3 separate regions of the Mus musculus genome follow, and regions 2 and 3 are each linked to region 1. A link is a loop called in an ENCODE intact Hi-C map of the cell type or tissue named here. Cell type or tissue: left cerebral cortex. All regions are shown on one strand. Links, peaks and the distances in the headings refer to the core of each region. The heading gives the core; the rest is flanking DNA.

Evidence for each region. A loop is a pair of places that touch in the nucleus more often than their neighbours do. Peaks named below come from ENCODE experiments on the same cell type or tissue, not always from the same donor. Only the 100,000 strongest peaks of a DNase experiment are listed, where the experiment ranks them.
Region 2: it touches region 1 in a loop (2.6-fold over the local background); 4 of 42 quality-filtered maps call a loop at or near these places.
Region 3: it touches region 1 in a loop (3-fold over the local background); 7 of 42 quality-filtered maps call a loop at or near these places.

The regions. Positions count from the first base shown.
Region 1 is chr2:5,238,791-5,244,123 of GRCm38, forward strand. No RefSeq gene overlaps it. Among named protein-coding and RNA genes, the nearest start is that of Gm23118, 19 kb to the right of the region's middle. In left cerebral cortex, for the core only: no CTCF peak of the experiment used is centred there; a DNase peak (open chromatin) is centred at 2,885; H3K27ac peaks cover 1,000 bases.
Region 2 is chr2:5,165,193-5,170,525 of GRCm38, forward strand. All of the region lies in intron 2 of Ccdc3 (coiled-coil domain containing 3), which reads left to right. Among named protein-coding and RNA genes, the nearest start is that of Ccdc3, 30 kb to the left of the region's middle. In left cerebral cortex, for the core only: a CTCF peak has its summit at 2,868 (motif pointing right); DNase peaks (open chromatin) are centred at 227 and 741; H3K27ac peaks cover 83 bases.
Region 3 is chr2:5,088,486-5,093,818 of GRCm38, forward strand. No RefSeq gene overlaps it. Among named protein-coding and RNA genes, the nearest start is that of Gm39755, 12 kb to the right of the region's middle. In left cerebral cortex, for the core only: a CTCF peak has its summit at 2,079 (motif pointing right); a DNase peak (open chromatin) is centred at 2,085.

The sequences.
Region 1 (5,333 bases), core at 253-5,252:
TGGTTGATTTGGAAGCTAGTGCCAAATTCACGCGTATTGATTTGAAAAATACTTCCTGGTTTCCTTACCATCCCTCTTCCTTCCTCCCTTCCTCCCTCCCTTCTCTTTTTCAAATTCATTATTATGTGTATATGTTTTTGCCTGCACCACATTCATGCTTGGTACCTATGGAGGCCAGAAGAGGATGCCAGATCCCCTGGAACTGGAGTTAGAGATAGTCATGAGCTGCAATGTGGGTGCTGGGAATCAAACCCAGGTCTTCTGCAAGAGAAGCTAGTGTTCTTAATGGCTGAATCAATTCTTCAGTCCTCAACCTATCTTATCATTGGCTCTCTACAGAATGGATGAGGTTGTCGATCTGTGGTATCATGTGGAACATAAACAGTGGTCTATAGCAACATCTTCTCTGCTGGTTTCCTGAATTTCATGAAGAAATTTCCAGCAGTAGAAAGAATGCTTTATGAACAAAGGACTGTCCTTGTGACATACCACAACAGAGTCTGGAATTTATGTTCTTGTCATCTCTTCTCTGTATCAGTGAGCAGCATGAAACCAAGACTCCAGATGTCCCTTCTTTGTTTCTTTCTGTGAGGCTGTTTAATGTCACTTGTAAATTTAAAACCAATCAGCCAAGCAAACATTTTCATATCTATATTACCTTCAACATGGCCCCTTAAGACATATCAAGGGGGCTGATTTTGTAAAAAACTTTCTCACATGCATCAATCTCTTCCAAATAGGAGTTTTTCCTAAATCCCACGGTCTTTTGCACGCCACATTTAAGTGTTTTCCTTTGTAAGTTTCATTTTGCCCTGGATTCCTCGAGGCAGTTGCATTAGTTGGAGTTAATAACTCAGACCCCAGTGTTTAGCTTGGAAGAGGCAAGCTGTTGCAAATCTCTGGGTTAACCAGCCCTAGGCTATGTGGAAAGTTTTTGTAACAGTTGGTGGGAGGAACCCACCTGGTTCTTCCCCTGCTCCCATTCAGGTAACAACTCACTCAGTGTCCCTGAGGCATAAATCTTTCAGATCCACTCCTTCTGCCTGTTTGCCAAGAACTGTATATCACAGGGGACTTCAGAGAGGAACGCAGCACATCAGTTAGAGAGAAATGCTTTTTTCTTTCTTTTCTTTTGTATTCTCCAAGAACCTTAGTAATTGGAAAGGACATCCATCCTGCTACCATTAGAGACTTTGCTTTGGTGTGTACACATGAGAGGCCATTGTGTGGCGGTCAGAAAACAACCTCAGGTGCTCTTCATCTTTGTTCTTCTCTGTTCTTCTCGTCTCGTCTCGTCTCGTCTCGTCTCGTCTCGTCTCCTCTCCTCTCCTATCCTATCCTATCCTATCCTATCCTCTCTTCTCCTCCTCTCTTCTCTTCCTCTCTCTCTCTCTCCTCTCTCTCTCTCTCTCTCTCTTTCTCTCTCTCTCTCTCTCTCTCCTCCCTCTCCTTACTGTGTTTCTTGATGGCGTGGGACTTGGCAAGTACACTAGCAGGAGAGCTAGTGAGTCCTGGGGATCTGCCCATCCCCCTTCACTGGCTCTTGAATTCCCAGTAAGCAGGAGTATGCCTGAATCGCCACCACCACCACCACCACCACCACCACCACCACCGAGAGTTCTAGAGATCAACTGGTATCCTCATGCTTTCAAGGCAAACACTTTCAAGGCAAACAAGAATTTTCTTGTCCTCTACTATCTCGATCATCAGTAGGAGACAGGGAACCCAGAAGCACCCCCTCCTATTCATGACATGTCTGATCATGACCAATGGCCTCCTTGTGGCATGGAGCATGTCATGAGTTAGGGGAAACTGAGAAGCCAGGACCAAATTTCATCTCAGGAAGAGTACACAGTCGTGGGAAAATCCTACCAACACCATAACTCCTGTCGCATAGAGCCCACTTCTGCTTGAAAACCCTGTGTTGGCTGCAGCTGTACGTTTTCCAACCACACATACCACCGATCAGTTTCCCTCTTTTCTCCTGGAACTCTCAGGGGCTGGATCGCCTGTCCTTTATTTCTGAGGTGGGAGTGGCTGGTTAAAGTGAGAACGCACAAGAGAACTCAGGTGTCTTTCACAAAGTGCCATTCTGGACCTCTGAGAACTATCTGAATTCAACTAATTTAAATAATTTTGGTGTCAGACACCAGGTTGGTACCAGTGAGTTGGACATTCATTTTGTGACTCAAATGCTCAAGGCTTTGGGCTGGGGGATTTGCCAAGTCAGTTTTCCTTACACTGGAGTTGTCTAGCCCACCTTTTGTTGGCTTTTTCTTCTGAAACGTGATAAATGCATCCAGATGTTTCTAGCACTTTATCAAACCATTGAGTGCAGGAAAGACGGTTTTTCATCTCCCCAAGAGTCATAAGCATTGGACATGACCTGCTTGTATCTCCTCAAATGCATCATCTCTCTCCTCCCACAAACTCTGACTTGTCATACCAAGAGGAACACTGTGCTAGGGCTCCCCTTACCTTCCTGTTGTCCCCTCCGCTGGCTAAGTTTCACACACAAATCAGCTCTCTTCAGAATAGACTCTTAATGTCAAGAGAACAAAAATTCAATATTTCAACTTCTCTCTGGAATTTTCTTTCCTTCCCTCCTCTTCTTCATCGGCTGAACACAGGGTACCTGCTCTTTGTACTTTCAGTAGATTTTGAGGCTCAAACTCAGAGAAATGGAGACCTGTGGGATAGTGTGGGCTTCATCCTTAGGAGGCAAGCTAGTGCCTCCCCCTCGCTTTATTCCCTGGCATGAAATGTGAACACAGGCTGGGTTCCCAGAATTCTCCAGGGTAATGTATTGAAACATTAAAAATAGACTTCTCCCTGCAGGGGACAGATTCCAATTAGAATTCTGAAATTTGTTCTCAATTTCATTTTCCACCGAAGGGACTAGATTTAAAATCAGGCAGCTGGCAAATTGCCACGCAGTTTTTTCAGCCTGCTAGCCATGACGTCTCATGAGAACAACTCAAAATGCTTATACAGAAGTCTTCGTTTCAGGAGCTCAGTGGGAAGCTGGATGGGCTCCATCTGTCTCTGGCCCATGAGCCTGTTAACGTTACACAGACTGTGGTGCTCAGTCACTGAGGCAAATGGCACATGCATCCAGTGATGATGGAAATTTACCAAGTGGCCTCTATGCCACCTGTTGACTTTGCCCAGGGTTAAGTTCACCGTTTTATTAACTTCCTTTTTGGTGGTATAGGGGTTAGAACCCGGGATCTCATGCATACCAGGCAAACACTCTACCCGGTCCTCAAGCCCTTTGCACACAGAGCCTGACTCCTTCTGATCTTTGTACAGATTCCCTTTCCTCCTGCTCTGAAACTTGGAAGCTCCTCTGGGAGCTTCTCCTTCACCACGCAGCTGATGACATTCCTCTCATCTTGCTTGTAGCTTCCTCCTCCTCTCTCCCCAGGCAATCAACTCTGTGGTCACAGGGCCCTGGTAGGCTTTGGGTTTTGACTATATTTTCCAGATGGTCATTTCCTGCTGTCTACCTGATCAGACCCTGACATGTAGCAGGTGTTCATTACATACTCATTGCATGAACATATAAATGAATGAATTACCTTTATGAAATACATCTTAAGAAAATAGCAGACTGCTTTCTTAGCACTTGGGAGGTGGAGGCAGGAGGATCAGGAATTCAAGGTCATCCTCAGATTCATAGCAAGTTTGAGGCTAGCCTGGGCTACATGAATGAGAGAGAGAGGGAGAGGGAGAGGGAGAGGGAGAGGGAGAGAGAAAGAGAAACACAAGATGAGAAACTGGAATCTGAAAGATCCAAAGACATGAAGTCACAGGCTGTATGCCTTAAACAGTACCACATAATTGATATGTGGTGAAGACAGAAGTCAGAACTAAGACTTACAGCTCAACTTATGTCTTTTTATTCATTTAGAATAAAATGTTTTAACTTTGTGATCATTTTGAGTGACAAGTTATATAACATACATGTTAGTGCATAGGTTGATGAATTTTGACAAATCCATACACCCATAGAGACACCACCAAGATGTAAGACAAGATATAGAATGATCCTATCACCCCGGAGAGCATCTTTCTGATTCTCAGGATTGTATCACCCTAATCTCTAGTACAAGGACAACCTTTCCATTGGTGCATCAGTGTGTGTGTGTTTATCAGTGTCTGTCTGTTTGTCTGCCTGTCTGTATATCTGTCTGTGTGTATGCAAGGCATACCTTTCACCATTAAAGCATGTGGCTTCCCCATACCTCATTTGCATTGCACAAAACAAACCATCTTTCCTATAGACTTATACTGAATAGTTGATGTAGTGTTGAGAGTGGCCTTCATTATTGTGCTGGTTTACTTGGGGCACCATAACAAAAGAGCACAGGATGTGTGGCTTGAATGATAGAAATTGATTCCTCTATAGTTTGGGATGCTGGAAACCCCAGATCAAGGCTCTGGAAGCTTGTTTTCTGGGAAGGCATTCTTGCTGGCTTACAGAAAGTCAGCTTCTCACTGAGTCTGGTCATAGCTTTTCTTACAGGCACATGCAGAGAGAGAGATGTCTGCTGTCTCCTCTTTCTATTAATAAAGACACTCACAGCTCACCCATTGAACACTAATTACCTGCCAGAGTCCCTTCCTCATGGCACCTCCATATTAGGAGCAGAGCTTCAGTTCAGTGCAGATCTGAAAGGAGGTCCGGATATACTATGTGAGGCCTTTGCCATCATCATGAGATCACACGCTAAGACGCCTCAGAGCTGAGATTTGCTCACAGAGATTGCTTCTGCCATGACCCTCCCTTGACTGTACCCAAGCCATCAAGTAATAAAAGTAGTAAACAGAAGATGTGTGGCTTCCCTTGTAGAGATTATGGTTTCCTAAGCAGCCCTGCCTTCAAGCTGTCATCTCAGCTCTAGGCAAGAGGTCAGCCAAGGCCGTACAAGAAAGGACAAGGCTTGGGGGTCAGCAGCCTCTGTGCTAGTCAACCTTCTACCACTATGACATAATCTTGAGATAATTAACTTATAAAGAGAGAGAGAGAGAGAAGATTATCTCGGTGTCTTAGTCACTGTTCTTTGCTTCGAACAGACACCACGACCAAAGCAACGCCTGTAAAGGAAAGTGTTAAACTGGGGGCTGACTTACAGCTCAGGGCTTTAGTCCATTGCCATCGTGGTGGGTATGAATGGCAATGGAGCAGAGGCTGAGGATTGCATTCTGATCTGCAGGCAGGTAGGGAGAGAGGAGAGGGAATCAGAAAGGGGGAGAGAAGACAGACAGACAGACAGACAGAGAGACAGAGAGAGAGGGAGAGGGAGAGGGAGAGGGAGAGGGAGAGGGAG
Region 2 (5,333 bases), core at 185-5,184, 74 kb before region 1:
TTGTGGATGTAGCACTGCTTCTAAGACATTGTAACTTCATGGGATGGTATGTGAATTTTGGGGATCAAACCCAAGTGGTCAGGTTTGCCAGCAAGTGTCTTTTCCCACCAGGCCAGCTCAGCAGTCCAGTCTTTGTCTTACGTGATTGGCTTACATCATTTAACGTTTGCAAGATGCATCCGTGTAGAACAGGTGCCAAGATTTCCTCTTATACACAGACCAGTTTCTTTATTTACCCACTGGTGGGCATTCGTGGTTGCTCTACCGTCTAATCTACTATGCCATCCTTTTCTTCCATTCCTTACCTTGTATCAGCCCCACAAGAAGCTTCCTTATCCTCAAGAGGAGGAGGGGATGCCACTGGGCCATATTCTCCAACCCTTGCTCATACACCCACCTTGATAGCAATGTATTGAACGGGGCACATGCCGGGCAGAAATCAAATCTCACTCTCCCTAAGAAATAGTCTTACTATTTCAGGAGTAGGAGAGAGAATGTCCTCATTGGACCTTAAGGATGGACATCTGGGACAAGGAGGGTGGGGGCAAAGCACTATATTTGACATATGCATGGGCTGAGCTGCCATGGAGAAACATTTGCAAATCACTTTCCTCATTTCCTGTTCTAGATTCAGGGGGAACCCTCTCCACTGGGAAGAGCTTGCTCTTCCATTCCTTCGTTCCCTGTAGAAAGATGGGGTGTCATTCTGGCCTGGGGTTTCGCAGCCTAGTCTGAGTCTTTCTGGATGTGAGCTCAGCTCCTGTCTCCACTGTGACTCATAACTTGAACTCCATCAGTCCTCTGAGCCACACCCTCAGCTTCCCAGTACCTCGTGTTCCCACCAGAGAATAGCTCTCTCTCCACTCTACCTCCCCCAGCCTCTGCCTTTTTATGGGTGGCATGAGGCTGAATTTAGGTGGAGAAAACAGTCTCGTGTATGGTTTCCAAATTCCACCTAGGTCAGCCCCCCATTCAGCTGGCTCTCCCCTCTGCTGCTGGAGATAAGGACAATAAAAACACATTCTAAGAGGAAAAACAGGAGGAGAAGAATGTGGGCAGCCCCTGCCAGCGGGGCAGTGGAAACCTCTGGCCTGTACTGAGCTGACCTGTGTTCTGCTCTCTGAGTTATGCCTCACTCGGGACATGCCAACCAGCTGGACCAGGCCTTTCTTATAAATGGAAACTCCAGACAGGAAGCTCGTGACTTTGGTCCTGTATTCATAGTGGGATGAACTTTTAAAAAAATATGTAAAAAAATATATATTTACCTCTATTAATTAATTAATTTATTTAAGAGGGGGATGGGGTCACGTGGTGCACATGTGGAGGTCATTCTACCATGTGGATCCTGGTGAGCCACTTCAGGCTTAGCTCTTCAGGCTTGGTGGTAAGCACCTTTATTGAGCCATATTGTTGGCCTGGGATAAGCTCAGCATTGTGGTGGCTTGGCTCTTCTGGGGGTATTGTGTCCACCACTTCTTATCTACCACCAGTAAGGAAGCTATTGATCACACTCGGCCACCTTTCTGAAATGCTGCCTAGTTTCTGGGGTTCTTTGATTTTCTTTCTCTAGCCTCTCCTAGCACAGAGGCCATGACCCCCATTTACTCACCCTGGTTATATGGGAGGCCTCCATATTGGAAAAACAGATCGGCTCTCACATGTCTCTGAACACACAGGACCTACACCAGCGACATTGCTAACATAGCTGTTCAGGGCTTAGGTTAGTCAGTTGTCTGGTCCCTGGTCTTTCCCTTTGCTCAGACCTCCTCCCATTTGGTGACCTTGCTCTACAGCTGTCTCCTCCATTCACTCTTGTGGCTTACCCTGTGGCTTGGACTGCTGCTGTTGCCAGTTCCAGGACACATGGACAGGTGACTAAGGACAGTACTCTGCTAGGATAACATTTTTGTCTCTTGTGTCTCCCTTGCCTCTCCTCTGTCCATCTCCTGTGATCACCTCTCCCTGTCTCTCCCTCTCCTCCCCCTCCCCCTCCCTCCCTCTCCCTCTCCCTCTCCCTCTCCCTCTCCCTCTCCCTCTCCCTCTCCCTCTCCTTCTCCCTCTCCCTCTCCCCTCTCCTCTTCTCCCTCCCTCCCCCCTCTCTCTTGGTGGTGGTGGTGATGGGGACAGCATTCTGCTATGAAAGCTCAGACTGATCTCATTTGTGTGATCTTACCTCAGCTTCCTGAGCATCACAGACATGAACTCCCACACCAGACAGCCCACTACTATTCTTCAAAGTGCTATAATCCGCACTTATAGTTAGCCTTGGCACTATACCTGTAACCAGACAGATGCCCAGGGTAAATGATGGATCTTGATATGCACAATGGTTTTGATTGTAGCCATGACTTTGCCAAGTGCTGTAGGATTTCCAGGGTTAATAGTATATTTAAAGATAGGCTTGTAATTGAATTGACTATCCAAATTTACATGTATTGTATATGACATGTCCATATTTATATACTATATTGTAAAATGGCTAAATTAGTAATCAACATACGTTGCCTCACATTCTTTTCTCATGATTAGAACATTTAAGACCTAACCTTTCTGCAATTTAATTAATTAACTAAGGTGACTCTGAAATTTTCAAATGAATAATATATTGTGATGAACTACAGTCACTGTGATATACCATAGAGTCTTAATTAAATTGTTTTAATATAAATATATACTACTTAAATATATAATTATGTATATATTTATTAAAATATTAGATATGTGATATTTAAATAAATTTTTTTCTAACTGATTTCATGTCTGATGAACAGCATACCCCCAATAATCTTTAGCCTTTGATAGCTGCCATTCTGGTCTATTTCTTTTTTCTTTTTCCTTTTTTCTTTTTTGAAAGATTTATTTATTATTATAAATAAGTACACTGTAGCTGTCTCCTGATGCACCAGAAGAGGGCATCAGATCTCATTACAGATGGTTGTGAGCCACTTTGTTGTTGCTGGGATTTGAACTCAGGACCTTCGGAAGAGCAGTCAGTGTTCTTACCACTGAGCCATCTTGCCAGCCCTGGTCTCTTTCAGTGAATTCTACTTTTTGATATTCCATGTATAACTGGGATCATGTGGCATTTGTCTTCTCTGACTGGCTTATTTTAATTATCATGTGTCTTCTAAGCACATCATGTCATGAGCGACTGCCCTAATTAGGGTTACTGTCCTAAGGGTGTACACAGGCTCCCTTCTCCCACTGGAACACCTACGTGATACAGTGTGTGGGAAGGAAAATCACAGGACAACCTCAGTTGTTGGTCCTTGCCTTCCTTCTTTGCCCTGGATCTCTTACTGCTGTGCAGGCAGGATGGTTGGCCTGTGAGCTTCTGAGTGTGACTCTATCTCTGCCTCCTATCTTGATGCACACTACTGTGGATATCTGACTTGATGTGGGTTCTAGGCCCTCATGCGTCTGTGGCAAGTGATCTCCTAACACCACCTCCCCAACTTGATACACACCGTTATTTAACAATGCCATCAGAAAGAGTGTTCTGCATGTGTCTCTCAGGTACATTTGGTCTGAAATATGGTTCATGTCCCTTTGGGCTGTGGCTGGTAGTCCATAGTTGAAATGGGGGACTGACTGTATTATAACCTCTCCTTGAGCCCTAAACACTTGCTTTGTCTGCTCAGGATTAAGATGTTGAGTGCATGTCTTTTTTCTTTTCTTTTTTAAAAAAATTATTGAAAATAGTTTCTTCTCTCATGCTACATCCTGATCACAGTTCCTTCCCTCCAGTCCTCCCAGCTTCCTGAAGCTCCCCTCTGTCCTAGGTTCACCCCCCCTCGCCCCAGACAGGCAACGGCTGCACCTGGAAGCTGGACAGGTCACCTATTGGAAGGAAAGAGTCCAAGAGCAGGCCAACGAGTCAGAGGCTTGCCTTTTTTTTTCTCTTCATGTTGGTCAGAAAAACTTTATTATTTTTACTGATCACTCTCCTTCCAAATGCTGGTTATTAACGTCTTCATGATCTTTGTGTACTCACTGGTAGATTGGTGTGATTCTAAATAAATTTAGATTCTTTCTTCGTCTTATTTATTTTCTTTTTTGTTGTCAAAGAATCATTTTCTTTATATTTAGAATATTTTGTAATTAAATTTTTTTATATATCTTGATCATGTTAGTCCCTTCCCCAGGGCCTTTCTACCTTCCCACCCACCTAACTTTATCCTCTCTCTCTTTTTCTCTGTCTCTCTCTCTCTCTGAACAAAAACAAAAGACAAAACAAACCCCACAAAAATGAAAATTTAAACAAGCAGAAGACCAATGAGACAAAAATATTAAACAAAGAGAAAGTCTACAAACATATTCCTGAGTTTGTTTTGTGTCAACCAGCTAACCTCTCCCAGGATGATTTAGAATGAGGAAGTGGAGGATCACATGAGAAAAGAAAGAAAAGCTCTACCTTCCCTCCTCTCCTCCTCTCCTTCCCTCCTCTCCTCCCCTCCTCTCCTCTCCTCCCCTCCTCTCTTCCCCTCCTCTCCTTTTCTCCTTCCCTCCTCCCTCCTCTCCTCCCCTCCCTTCCTCCCCCTCCTCTCCTCCCCTCCTCTCTTCCCCTCCTCTCCTTTTCTCCTTCCCTCCTCTCCTCCCCTCCCTTCCTCCCCTCCTCTTCTCCTCCCCTTCCTCCTCTTCTCCTCCTCTCTTCTCTTCCCAGTTCCAGGCTTGGGAGAATCAAGTCTCCAGAGATAATCACTTGCTGCTCTTGGTGTGTTCCCTGATGTATTTTGTCTTCAGGCTAGCTACCTTTCCTCATGATTGCAAAAGGACTGTAGCAGTTCCAGGGATAACTCTACACTTAACAAGACCTGAAAAAGAAAGGTATTTTCTCTTCTTTGTGACTTTTATGAAGAACAGCAAATCCGAACAATGTCTTTTTTCATAAGCCACCTTTCTAAAAATGCATCATGGGCCAGAAATGTCACATCTTTGACCCTAAAGGACCTTTGAACCTAAATAATCTTGTTTTTCTTAGACTAATTGCAAGGATAGGCCCTTTTCAAGTAACAGCCTTGAGAAAGAGGGTGGAGCTGAGTTGGGTGGTCAGCCAGGAGAGGAGATAGATGTAAGTCACCAAGTTAATAAGCCTCATGGGACTATGTGATGGGTAGATGTCATGAAACTTAAGTTAATGAGTTAGCTTACATAACCCTTAAATAGTGGGAAGTGCTTTGTAAGAACATTTGCTATTACTCATGGTGATGGTGGTGATGGTGGTTGCGATGATGATGATGATGATGATGGAGTTAAAGGATGGGTACTGTAAGTCTCAGTCTATGGTGTTTGCCTAGCATGCTCAAGTTCCTAGATATGTTAAAAGAAAG
Region 3 (5,333 bases), core at 185-5,184, 150 kb before region 1:
TTCAAAAGTAAAAGGTTGGGCTAGTGAGATGATTCAGACAATAAGGGAGTTTGCCACCAAGCCAGACAACCTGAGCTTGATCCCAGGACCCACATGGTGGAAGGAGAGAATTGATACCTGCAAGTTGGCTCATATGTAAAACTCAAACGCATGCGCGCATGCATGTGCGTGCACACACACACACTCATGCATGCATGCATGCACACATGCATACATGTGTGTGCACACATGTACACACACATGTTAATTTTTTAAGTCAAAGATGAACACTGAAGAAGGCTCCATCACCTTCAATATTTGGCTTCCAAAGCTATCTTGATATCAATGCCTGAGGGAGGGAGAACTGAGCAGAGGAGAGAACAGAGAGGGCTCACCTAAGGTCAGCACCACACACTGGGAAATGTCTTGTTTCAGCAGCCTGCCTGCACGTTGGGACCAGAGCATAGCACCCAATTTTGACAGTCAGTTACTTGCCTGACAGTTTCCCTTCTTCCATACTTCCACTTCTTCCTGAGTCTTTGTTCTCAGGAAGGCTGTGGCCTAACAATAATACTCTCCAGAGAGTGTCTTTGCCTGTCTCCAGGGTGCCTTTGTCTGTTTGGGCAGTTATAACAAAATACCATAGGCTGGGTGGTTTATAAATAACAGTGATTTATTTCTCAGAATGCTGGAGGCCAAGGTCTCTGACAGGCTTGGTGAGCTGGTGGCTCCTTTTTACTGTGCGTACGTCTGATGAAAGGCAAAGAGCTCCTATGAGTATCTTTTATACTAGTCCCATTCAGGAGGGCTCTGCACGTATGATCTAACATACAAATTGTAGAACACACAAATTAATATAAATACATGTACAGCAAGTAGCATGTTCTTAACTCACAGATGATACTCAGTAGTTGATTAGCTATTGATCATGATTGATAATAGAACTTCATCAGTCATACCAAGCTAGCAAATCTATCCCTTTACCACCAACTTATAATTAGTTAGCAAGTCCCATCTCTCCAACTTATGAGCACATGCATATTCAGAACCTTGTAAGTGGCAGATGTTTTAGATGTGGAAATCATAACACAAGGATTTGGATTTTTTTAAAAAAGGAAAACAAACCAAATTAAGAAAAAAAACAAAAACAAAACAAAACAAAACAAAACAAAAAACCAACAAAACATAGTCCCAGAGGGATCCAGTATGTTCATTGGCTTCAACTGCCATCTTGAAATGTGTTATCTATGCTTTGTTTACAATTCTCAGCTGGAAAGATTTAAAAGTTACCCATTCCCTCACCCTAAAACCAAGATGAACTGGGGTTAGATCTAGATCTTTCCATCCTATTTAAGCATTCCATTACCCGTTGTAATAACATAGCTGTATCCCTACATCTGAGTCTTCACATGGTCTTCTTGATTCTCATTCCTGTGTTTGCTTCATAGCTTAAAGCCAAAGGAAGATAAACCAACACCAAACAACTCCTGTGCTCCATCTTCACGGTATTTTGTTGGTGTCTTATTTAGGGTTTCTATTGTTGTGATAAAACACCATGACTCAAAGCAACTTGGAGATGAAAGCATTTATTTTACCTTATACCTCCAGGTAGCAATCCATCATTGATGGAAGTCAGGGCAGGAACTCAAGCAGGGCAGGTTCTTCAGGCAGGAACTGAGGCAGAGGCCATGGAGGAGTAGGTGCTGCTTACTGGCCTGCCCTTTATGGCTTATTCAGCCTTCTTTGACCATGCAGGGTCACCTGCCCATGGATGGCACCACTTCTGTGGCCTGGGTCTGTGCACATCAATCACTTAGTAAAACAACAAACAAACAAACAAACAAACAACAAAACGATTCCACAGACTAGCCTACAGGCAATCTGATGGGGGCATTTTCTCAAATTGTGGTTCCTCTTTCCAAATAACTAGCTTGTGTCAAGCTGACAAAGACTAACCAGCACAGCTGGTGTTTGTTAAAACTAAAAAATTAACAGTTTTATGGATATCATTGGTTACCAAACCAGGTAAGATTTGAGTGAAGTAGCTCCATTTTCTGATTCTTCTAATGTGAGTCCCAGGTCCAGTGCTATCCACTTCCAGTTTCTTCTTCTGAGCAGCAGATGGCACTGTGCACAAACCTAAACACTAAACAGTCTCTCTCTCTCTCTCTCTCTCTCTCTCTCTCTCTCTCTCTCTCTGGTTTTTTTTTTTTTTTTTCGAGACAGGGTTTCTCTGTGTAGCCCTGGCTGTCCTAGAACTCACTTTGTAGACCAGGCTGGCCTCGAACTCAGAAATCCGCCTGCCTCTGCCTCCCGAGTGCTGGGATTAAAGGCGTGTGCTACCACGCCTGGCTTCTAAACATTAAGTCTCCTACACTTTCACCATGTCCTTCCCAGGACTCCTAAAGATCCTGAGCCTTGTGCATCAGGCACAGTGTGCACTTTATGGTGGCCATCATGGAAATGACTTTCTCTTTTCTGTGTCCACAGCTGGAGAATATTTGAGGGTTTTCAGCATTAGGCTACATGACCAAGCTGTGGCTATGAAATGCAAAATGAAGTGATGTATACAACTTCTAGACTTGACCTCCAACAACAACAACAAATCCAAATCCTCATTTTATTTCTCCTCCGTAAGCTTTGGAAGTCAAGGGCTGAAGAAGGTGGAGCTGCCATTGCCCTGAGTCCTAGCAGGTTGTCTGGAGCCTAGTGCCCTCAGACTTGGACATGCACTGGGAGGTCAGAGGTGTAAGAATTAAAGTCCCATATGTTAGGGTGAAAATATAAGGTTTGTTACAGCAAACACTCAAACCTAATGAATATAAACATTAGCTGATAAAACCCCAACAGCCTCTCAACAGGGCATTCCTGCAGGGGACATTCATAGGAAATACCAAGTTCTGCAACAGGGAATTTTCCTTCTGAATAGGAAGAGACCATCCCTGTCAAGGAAATGTCAAAGCTCTCCCCACAACTCCCCCTTTTTGTTTGTTTGTTTTCCCTAAGACAATAGTTCTCTGTGTAGTCCAGGTTGGCCTTAACTTCAATCCTCCTGCCTCATCCCTCTGAGAGTTGTTGGGATTACAGGTATGTGCCACTACATTGTTGTTATTTAAGTGGGTTTTGTATAGCTTAGAATGGCTTTGAACTTGTTGCCTAGGCTTCATGTATGCTAGGCAAGTGCATACTAATTGAACAACATATTGCAATCCAATTCCTTCTAAACAGAAGTTTCATTTTTATCTATTAATAACTGATGTCAGTGCTGGAACTGATGCCAGGCCTTGTGCATGCTGGGAACGTGTTCTCCTGCTTAGCTACACCCGAGCCCTCGAGCCCTCGGTCAGTGTAAGCTTTAATGGCATTATCTCCTCAGTTGTTCAACAGGTGAGAAAGGGAGAGGGGGAGGGGGAGGGGGAGGGGGAGGTGGAGGGGGGAGGGGAAGGGGGAGGGGGAGGGGGACGATATCATGCTTATTTATTAGGAAGGACAATAAGCTGCCAAACATTTTGGAATAGAGTGACTCCTTCAACATAAACAAAGATCCTACAATGATCACAATGGGAGATTACCATCATGTTTGTTTGTTTGTTTGAGATAGGGTTGGTGTCCATGTTGGCCTGAAACTCACTATAGAGCCTAAGTTGCTCTCAAACTCTGTCGGTCCTTGTGCCTCAGTCTCCCCAGTGCTGGGACTATAAGTATAAGCTACCACTCTTGGCTCAACTATTTCTCCCTTTGCTGTACATGCCTCTCCACTGACAGGTGGATTCTGTTTCCCTCCCTTGGATCTGGGGTGTCCTCATGGCTTGCATTGGTCAACAGCATGGAACAGAGGCAGCATTGCCAGAATCCCATGTCTACATAACTTCTGCTCTCTCAGAGCCCAGCTGCCACATCCTGAGAACCCCTCTTTAGTTTGCGGAGGAGGAAGGTCATGATGGGGAGAACCAGAGGCCCAAGCAAAGACTAGCACCAGCTGTTGTCTTCTGAGTGATGTCTCCATGGGTGTTCTGCCCAGCTGAGCTCCAGCAGAAGTCAGCAGCATGTATGACCCGGATCCAGGAGAACTGGTGAGCTGAGCCCATTAACCCATAGACTCATAGGAAGCGATGGATCAGTGCTGTGGAGGAGGTCGGTGGGTAGAGTGCTTGCCTTGTGAGCATGAGGCCTGGCACTGTTTAGACCAGGTACTGTGTAGACTGGCACTGTGTAGACCAGGTAATGTACACATGCCTGTAATCCAGGTAATGTACACATGCCTGTAATCCTGGTGTGGGGAGGTAGAGGCAGAAGATCAGGAGTTCATGTTCACCCCTGAGCTGCAGATAGAGTTCAAGGCCAGTCTGGGCTACATAAGACCCTGGCTCAAAAAAGTCACTGAATGTGTGTGTGTGTTTATCCTGTGGTAATAGACAACTGAAACACAGGAGGGCTAATAAGTACTTTAAACAAGATGTGAACATCTCAAAGATGAGGCAGGGGTGAGCCATTAGTCAGAAGGACAGAAAAGAGAACCACCCAATAGGAGATACTGAATTCCCTTCTGACTGAGTCAGTTAGGCCGGGAGGACTCAGTGATCATCGAGATAAAATTCCTGCTCTCATGGAAGTTAAGGCAAGACTGAGGGAGATGGAAAGGCACAGGGCTCCTCTTCCAGAAGACCTGAAATGAGTTCCCAGATCCCACAGCAGGTGACTTACAGCCTCCTGTTACTCCTGCTCCAGGGATCTACAGACCTGCCTCTGGTCTCTGTGGGTACCTGTACACATATACATATATTACCCCCACAGATGCACACATACCACACACACACACACACACACACACACACACACACACTTACAAATTAAATCTTAAAAAGGAAAACAAATAGCTAGTTACTGGAACTGTTACTGAGTGGCAGACACAAAGAATTTATGAGAAGGGGGCTGGGGAGATAGCCCAGTGAGTAAAACTGCAGGTCCAAATGAAAACCTGGGCATGAAGCATACACCTCCAATTCCAGCTCAGAGGAGGTACAGATGGGAGGACCCCCGAGGCTCAAAGAGACTGTTTCAGAACAAAACAAAACACAAAAAGCAAACAAAAGAACAGAACAGGGTTAGTGACTGAGGAAGCTACCAGATGTTGACCTCTGGCCCTTGCAAGCCCATGCACACGTGTGAGCATATCACATGTGTGTGAGTATATCACATGTGTGTGAGCATATCACATGTGTGTGAGCATATCACAGGTGTGTGAGCATATCACATGTGTGTGAGCATATCATATGTGTGCACACGTGTGAGCATATCACATGTGTGTGAGTATATCACATGTGTGTGAGCATATCACATGTGTGTGAGCATAT